2 separate regions of the Homo sapiens genome follow, and region 1 is linked to region 2. Evidence: read pairs that join two places in POLR2A ChIA-PET (ENCODE). Cell type or tissue: K562. All regions are shown on one strand. Links, peaks and the distances in the headings refer to the core of each region. The heading gives the core; the rest is flanking DNA.

Region 1 (4,397 bases), core at 66-4,065, 660 kb after region 2:
GCATTCCAGCCTGGGTGACAGAGTGAGACCACAACTACCTCAAAAAAAAAAAAGAACAAGAAAAAGATTCCTTTTCCTAATAGTTGGTTTAGCTACTCTTAGAATTTGTTTACACACTCAAAAACATGCAAATTGTTATTCCACAGCAGATACTCTGCCACCATTGGGGATACAAAGATAAACAAGGACCCATCCCTACTCAAGTGGACATAGCCTAGAAAGCAAAGACTACCTATTCCTCGCCCCACCCAAACACAGGCAAGACAATCACATATGGATGATGTTGCTTTCAACCAATTCTGTGAATAGCTTTAAGTATGAGGATGGAGCTATCAAGACAATTAATGAGGACTATACTCTAGAAGTTTTTTTTTTTTTTGGGGGGGGGGTTTGTTTTTTTTTTGTTGTTTTTTTGAGACAGAGTCTCGCTGTGTCCCCCAGGTTGGAGTGCAGTGGTGCTATCTCAACTCACTGCGGCCTCTACCTCCCGGGTTCCAGCGATTCTCCTGCCTCAGCTTCCCAGGTAGCTGGGATTACACGTGTGTGCCACCAGGCCCAGCTAATTTTTGTATTTTAAGTACAGACAAGGTTTCACCATGTTGGCCAGGCTGGTCTCGAACTCTTGACCTCAGGTGATTCGCCAGTCTTGGCCTCTCAAAGTGCTAGGATTACAGGCATTAGCCACCATGCCTGGCACTAGAAGATTCTATCATTGCATGAGTTCATGTCCTTTGTAGGGACATGGATGAAGCTGGAAACCATTATTCTCAGCAAACTACCGCAAGGACAAAAAACCAAATATGGCATGTTCTCACTCATAAGTGGGAATTGAACAATGAGAACACTTGGACACAGGAAGGGCAACATCACACACCAGGGCCTGTTGTGGGGTGGCGGGAGGGTGGAGGGATAGCATTAGGAGACATACCTAATGCTAAATGATGAGTTAATGGGTGCAGCACACCAACATGGCACATGTATACATTACGTAACAAACCTGCACATTGTGCACATGTACCCTAGAACTTAAAGTATAACAAAAATATATATCTAACAAAAAAAGAAGATTCTATCATTGCAAATTAAAGCCATTGAGCCTAAAGGAAAAAATATTCTTGCATGATATTTACCTTATTGTGTAGAAAAAAACCCACTTACCATAAAAACCCCTCCTTAAAATTTCCAAAAGCAGAAATGAACCCAATTTTCTTCTAAAACAAGTCACTTTGGTTGCTGCCTTTCATCACCCGCCAGACTCCCATCTTACAATAAAATAGGAGGGAGGCAGTGAGGGAACAGGAAGTATACGGCGACAGTAGTAAGAAGAAACATTCAATTCTCATCTTAGTTAAAGCACTGTGCACTACTTGCAATTGCACTAGGCAGTCAAGTGAGGTATTAACATCAAGCAGCACTCTGCATTAAAAAAAAAAAAGGTATGTCTAACAACCCCATATAAGCACTCACATGTGAACCACAAGTGACATTAATGGCTGTCACCTCCTTCACAAACCAGGTGACTCCAAGCCCTCACAATTCCAGCATCTAGTGCCTTTCACGTAAGATGCCAGGAACCAGTGTCTACACATTCACACTAAGGAAGATTCAGGAACTGATCAAATGTTCCCAGGAGGGTCAGAAACTGCTGAAAAAGATCAGGGTGGTGTTTAGACTTGTCCTTTGGGGGTGTGAAAAGGCAAGGAGGGCAAAGGGATGAGACAAAAATGTTACTGTTTAAAAGCCTAGCAAGAGCTTAGAGGAGGAAGGAAAGAAACTTGTATCCAGCAGTTTCCATGGCAACCACAAAGCATACTAGACCATAATTTACATGGGGGGTGGAAGTGATATCCCTGCAATCTGATCTCCGAGGTAACAGAAAAAGGAAATGGCCACTGCAGTAATAAAAATGAAGTTCCAGCCTTTTTTGTTTTCTAGAAAATAAACAAATGCGGAAGAAGCTAGTATGTTTGCCAGGAGCCTGAAGCAAATAATGGGGGTGAATATGAAGTCCCAACAAGTGTTCGCCAACATCTAAACCTGCAGAGGATGCAAATATTCTGCGGCAGGTCCAGGCTTTGCGATTCCTTCCATCACACTACAACTCACATGCTCTGAACTCTTAGGACAGAGTGTGGTGCAGGTTTATGCAGAAGAATTGAGTATCTAATAAGACCTCTCTAGAGACAGACCCAAGTCTAGCAGGAACAGGAACTTGTTAAAGAAAGAAGACCCAGGTTTCAAACTCATAAAACACAATTTCAGGAAGATAAGCATAAATGGCAAGGTTAAAAATAAATTGCACACAGCCACAAAGGGTTGCCAGACACAGCCCTCCTTTACATTCCTGCAAAGTGCTACTCCAAATATATCAAGGTGCTGATGTACCCCCCATTACTCAGGCCAGTTATGTAATTCTTTAACAAACACATACACTTAAACAATGTAAATGTATACTATAAATAAGCCTTTTGATCAAAACCATAAAATGGCACTGATGGCTTTCAAATGGTAAAATCTCCTGACCTCCTTGTAATTATCCAAGAATCTATTAGGCTTAAGTCACCTCATCCTCTGGGGGTTGGAAAAACAGCAAGCAAGCAAGATTGGGGTTTGTTTTTCATTTACTAAGGTGAAGACAGGAAACCCTCTTGGAGCTCTTCCACTCCCTACTATAACTGAAGGAAGCTAGTGCTGTCAGTCCACATCCATTCAACAAATATTGATTCAGTGCCTCTGAGCACATCTTGGCTTAGACTGATTTGGGAGCCAACACTTAAGCATAGTAACCTCCTACATAGTGTGGAGACAGGTTATTTCATTTAATTCTACAAACTACCTGGGTTCTTGGTCATTTCCAGTCTGCCTAGCTGGGCCTGTCCAATGTGCAGCCTGCCCAACATCCACGTGCGTCCTTTTGAATATCAACTAACCATCTTGCCTCCAGCTCACCATCTTGGTAAAGAAAAGTTTATAATTCAATCCTGCCTTCTCTCTCAGCCAGCTTGTGAAGTCCATCGGTAAAGAGAATGCCCTGAAGCACACAAAGCCTTCTAGAAGCAGCCTGTTAAGAAGCACAAAGAACCCTTCACTTGTCAAACCTCGGCCCCACTCGAGGATTATTAAGAGTCACAATCTCGAAAACTCTGGCCCTTCCTGAGTGGCAGGTCTCAAGTAGCTGCTGTCCCCTCCCAAGGCAAACTGCCCAGTACTCAAGAAGCTCATCATGTTATTACTATAACTGCACTGCACCCAGCTACCATGTTCACAGAAACAGGTACAGGCCTGTTTCCCTGCATTAGATTGGCTGAGAAACCCACAGCTGGCAGCTCACATCATGCTATTAGGACGTCAAAGAGGACTGACTTACCCAGAAAAGCACAATACTAAAAGGGTCTCCTCCTTTTCTCGCTCTTATTACATCTCCCAGATATGGGAAAATGAAGTGCACACATGACCATATTGAAGCTGCCGCAATTTCCCTAGTCACTCTGCTTGTGTTCCACAAACTTCACGCATCTTTCTTTTGCAGCACACTTGCGCTCTTAGTCCATTTGAGGCTTCTATTACAGAATGCTTAACACTGCGTAACATATAAAGAACAGAAATTTATTTCTCACCATTTTAAAGACTGATGGACAGGCATATGGTGATGGCCTTCATGCCATTACCTAACATAGTAGAGTAGAAGGCAACATATGGCAAGAGAGACAAAAGGGGGCCTATCTTGTCCTTCTATAAGGAATCCACTCCCATGATAAAGGTATGAATCCACTCCCACGATAAAGGTATTAATCCACTCAAGAGGGTGCAGCCCTCATGACCCCAACACCTCTACATTGGGGAACAAGTTTCTAACACATGAAATTTGGGGGGCACATTCATACCACAGTACACCGCAACAAAAATTATTTACTTCTCTACTTTCCCTGGGATGCAGATTTCTGTGGCTCAAAACAGGCTTAAATCAATCATATGTAGCTGCATCTCAGCACCTGAGAAAACTATTAGCATGCGTTTTCATTTACAAATTAGCACCTATGCATATGTGCTCCTTGGAGGTCACAATCCTCTGAAGGTTAAAATGGAATCACTTTGCCACACCCCAGAATTCTCAGGCCACTCCAAAAATTTTGAAGGTACAACTATACTATTCTCTGTTTGTCATCAGTACATTATGATGGCTCTTCATTGACTTATTTAAGGTGAGCAGACATCATTTACTGAGTCTGTATTACATACCGGGAGCCTTGTCTCCCAGACAAGTATAGTCTTCTGTGCCTCAGTGTTCTCATCGGTAGGATGGGGATGATAATAAAATAACGTATCTTAATGATTTTGCTATGAGAATAAAATGGGCTAACATATGTAAGGAATGTAAAACAGTGGAAGTGGACAGC
Region 2 (4,397 bases), core at 199-4,198:
TAAATAACTTTGGGGGGTAATTCAAGAATTTTTCTTAAAGTAAACCATATCTCTGTCTTTTAACTCTCTCTCTTTTTTTTTTTTTTTTTTTGAGACAGAGTCTTGCTCTGTCACCCAGGCTGGAGTGCAATGGCGTGGTCTCGGCTCACTGCAACCTCCGCCTCCTGGGTTCAAGCAATTCTCCTGCCTCAGCCTCCTGAGTAGCTGGGATTACAGGCATGCACCACCATGCCTGGCTAACTTTTGTTTTTTTAGTAGAGATGGGGTTTCACCATGTTGGTCAGGCTGGTCTCAAACTTCTGACCTCAGGTGATCCACCCACCTCGGCCTCCCAGAGTGCTGGGATTACAGGTGTGAGCCACTGCACCTGGCCCTTAACTCTCTATCTTTTTATATTCAGAGCTCCACATCTTTCAGTAATATACAATACTGCTCATTCCGCATCAGGGCTCACTTCCCTTCCTTCTCCTTCGAGGTTTTAGGGTTATCTTTGAGTCATCTGTGGTCAGCTGAGAAGAAATGAACAATTTATTCTATTTTGAAAGAGCAACATACGTTGAAATTCTGAACCCCACAACTGACATTTTGCAGCTTGTTCTCCCAATCCTAAGCTCAGAAACAGCTTCCCATCGAGCTCATACAGACCTTTTCTCCTACTGTAAGAGGGCAGGAGTAGGGGTGGGGGTGTTGGTAAATAGTGACTCTTCTCACCGAGGTGCCAGGCACTATCATTTATTAATAGCTATGTGGTGAAAAAGCATGACTTAAAAGCTAGGTGAACAAGAACAAAAATTTCTCTGCTCAATCAAAGAGTGTGTTACTGTACAGCCACTGTAGCTGCAAATAGTCCCTAATTCATAAAATGATTGTGTTTTAGAAAACTCAACATATATACATGTGTCAGTACATTGGTGTGTCTGGGGCTAACAGTGGCTTTCTCTCATGAAAAAGGATGAAAGGGAACATATGGAAGCTTACTGAATCCATAATAATATTAGCTAGCAATAGTTAACCCTTATTAATCTCTTACTCCCTGCAAGGTACAACAACTATTATTATTAGCTATTATTATCACTCCTATATTGCAGAGATAAAACCAGGGTTCAAGGGGTTAGGCAAGTCAAGGTCACAGAGCCAGTAAGTGGTAGAGACTTAAATCTGGTAGGCCCTTTGCCATTCTTCTCTACTTACTGCTGGCATAAAATGGTGAACAGGACAAGGAACACTGGCCTGAAACTGGCCTCAAACCTTGGTTTCCTGCAGGAGGGAGACTGACCGCTTTGGAAAAACAAAGCAAGAGAGGAAGTGATTTTTATTTCCTGCCGTTATGTGTACAGTAGGCATTCAGCAAGTATCTGAAGAAGTCAACTCCAGTTTTGTGCCTCTTCCTCTCTCCCAGGCAATCTCTAGCGTCAGCAAACCTAGATGACTTCTAGTCCCTGCCACAAGCAGCTCAACCACCCCAATCACCAGGCTGCCTGCCTCACCATCAAGTCCCGCTCCTAATCCTATGGAAATAACCAGGCCATTAATTCACTCAGTTCATATTTACTATACTACACGTCTACTATGTGCGTTGTTAATTCCTGGGAATGCAGCAGTAAACAAGAGACCTTGTTTCTACCCTCACTAAGCAAGAAAACAAAGATATACATAGGAATTACCATCTGTATTTTGTTCAAGAAGAGAAAGCAAACCTGGATGTTCAATAAAAAGATTAAAATTTAAGATCAGCTAAACGATGAGAGATTCATATTACAGAATATAATGCACCCATTGAAATGATTATATGGGTTGTACAGAAAAACTTACTGCCATGGAAATACATCCACATTCTATGAACTGAAAACAGTTAATACAAATAATGTATTTGGGGTAAAAATATAACAAGACATAGATAAGCACTAACAACAACAACAACAACAACAAAATAAACTAAAAGGGGTCTCACCATGCTGCCCAGGCTGGTCTTGAACTCCTGGCTTCAAGCAATCCTCTTGCTTTGGTCTCCCAAAGTGCTGGGATTACAGGCATGAACCACCATGCCCGGCTGAATTTTTTCCTTACATGGCTTTGCCTTACTTGAGATGAAAACTTTATGGGGTCATTCTACCGATAAGTCCCTTGAGTTAGCAGCACCATTTCACTGATAGGTTTACACTTACCAATTTTTCTTTCTTTCATTAGTATAACAAGCAGGTCAATAATTTCAATGTAATTAAATAACAATATTCAACAGGAATATTAGTTTGAGTGACATGTGATAACAACATTCAACAGGAATATTAGTTTGAGTGACGTGTAATGTTTTAGGTCACCAACAGTTATTAATGACAATTTCTTTTTCTTCTTTTTCTTTTAGGCTTTAGGATTCAAATAAGAAAGTCTACCTTTGCCAGAAAGCAGGGACGATGCATCCTTCTTCAAGGCCAGCCCCAAGCAGACTCTTTAGACCTGAGGTCAAACTGTAAAATGAACAATTATCTTTCCTGCTAGACAGGCTCCCCCTGAAGTCCTGCCCTACCCTAATCTCTGAGCATCTCACCTGCCCTGGACACACTGCTTTGGTAGAAGGAGCACCTCATTGTTATCAACACCCACCAGACAGCACTGCAATCTAGTTTTCCATTCATTTCAGCCTACTCTCCATATCTGTCCCATTGAGGTAGACTTATTTCTGTTCTAATGAAATTGATTCAGAAATGAATTTTTAAAATCCTGGGGGGATTAATAACTTATTTCTCTTGAACAAAGTTTTAATCTCAGTTTTTATTTATCTGTGTAAAACAAATAATTGCAATACAGATCTGTAGAACTGCTTCTGTGTGCTCCAAATATCTGGCCAGAGTTTGTCTAGTCCCTGTTAAGTTGCCAAGGAGGGAAGTCTTCCCAAGCAGGTAGGCATAGAAGCCAGCTGAAATGGCTGAGGAATGCTCTACTAAATCCATGCAGGGCCCTTTGTGCCAGGCCCTTTGTCACTCATCTGGTGTCCATCTCAGCCTCACACCTGCCTGTGGCATCTCCAAAGTCTCTGATGGGACTTTGGGTGCCTCCTTGCCGGGTCAGTCAGAGTGATCATGTTGCCTGCTCATGACATTGCCTCCAGGTTCTCAAACAACCTAGGATCCCAGTTAGTGAGCCAGCACATCCAGGATTGGCCTCTCCCAATTCCCAACATCCCAGGATCCAATATAGTTAGATAGTTATTACACCTTTATGATGTTATTTTCACTTGAGTTATCTTGAACATTGGCTTGCTCATGAGTTATTTCGCAAATGCAGAATGAACCTCAGTGTACATATCAATGTGCATGATAGGAAAGCAATACAGTATAGTTCAGAAACAACCACCATACAAAGATACTAGCATCAAGCTGTCTTCTTCTCTGATTATATAGTGATTGAATAGCTCCTAAGATCAATAGACCCAATTTGTCTCATAAAAATTACACACACACACACACACACACACACACACACACACACACACATCCTATCTGGTTTTACTTGTTTGTCTAGTTTGGGGAAGAATTTTTAATAAAGGAAAACTTTATTCTAACAGTCCACATTTGCCCATATAAGTTTCTATTTCTTATTTGGGAAAAATTGCCATTTCCAAAAATAAGTACAAAGGAGACTGATATAGATTTCCAAATACCTCCATGAATATCTTATATTCCATGTAAGGTAATTTTGAGCTCTTCCCCAGCAACAAGTTATTATGTATAAGAAGAAGACACACTGTTTATAATGTATTTTCCACCAAAGAGCTGAAAGCAGTTTACAGACATGACCTCATTTGGCTTTATAACAGTCTAAAAGACTGAAACAGACTGTATTTTTTTGATATGTTTGGGTAACAGATATTGAAGTCATCAAATTGACACCCCCACACCAAATCACTATATTACATACTATATTGGAAACAAGAATCTCTGTATGACTCCAAACTTCTGAGTTTATGTTAGCTAGCCAAGATTGCAAGTGGCTGAACATCAAACTATAGCAACAGCCAACTTAAATTACAACACACCAGTGTAAATAAAGAGGCCATGAGTAATATGCTTTGTACAGTAGCAGACACTTATACTCAGTTCGAGAGTATCACTACATTCTGCTGCATTCAAGGATAGTGATCTCATTTGGATGTCCCCTCAAAATCTCATGTTGAATTGTAATCCCCAGTGTTGGAGGTGGGGCCTGGTGGGAGGTGTTTGGGTCATCAGGGTGGATCTTCATGGCTTGGTGCTGTTCTCTTGATAGTGAGTGAATCCTTACGAGATCTGGTTGTTGTAGAGTGTGGCACCTCCTACCACTGGCTCTCTTCTCCTTGCTCTTGCTTTAGCCACGTGAAGTCCCTGCTCCCCTTTACCTTCCACCATGATTTTAAGCTTCCT

The links. Peaks named below come from ENCODE experiments on the same cell type or tissue, not always from the same donor. Only the 100,000 strongest peaks of a DNase experiment are listed, where the experiment ranks them.
Region 1: POLR2A ChIA-PET joins it to region 2 with 5 read pairs; 1 of 35 experiments calls an interaction of 5 or more read pairs at or near these places.

What each region holds. Positions count from the first base shown.
Region 1 is chr6:15,424,923-15,429,319 of GRCh38, reverse strand. The region is part of intron 3 of JARID2 (jumonji and AT-rich interaction domain containing 2); the gene reads right to left. Among named protein-coding and RNA genes, the nearest start is that of DTNBP1-AS1, 120 kb to the left of the region's middle. In K562, for the core only: no CTCF peak of the experiment used is centred there; a DNase peak (open chromatin) is centred at 1,819.
Region 2 is chr6:16,089,294-16,093,690 of GRCh38, reverse strand. No RefSeq gene overlaps it. Among named protein-coding and RNA genes, the nearest start is that of MYLIP, 38 kb to the left of the region's middle. In K562, for the core only: no CTCF peak of the experiment used is centred there; a DNase peak (open chromatin) is centred at 2,544.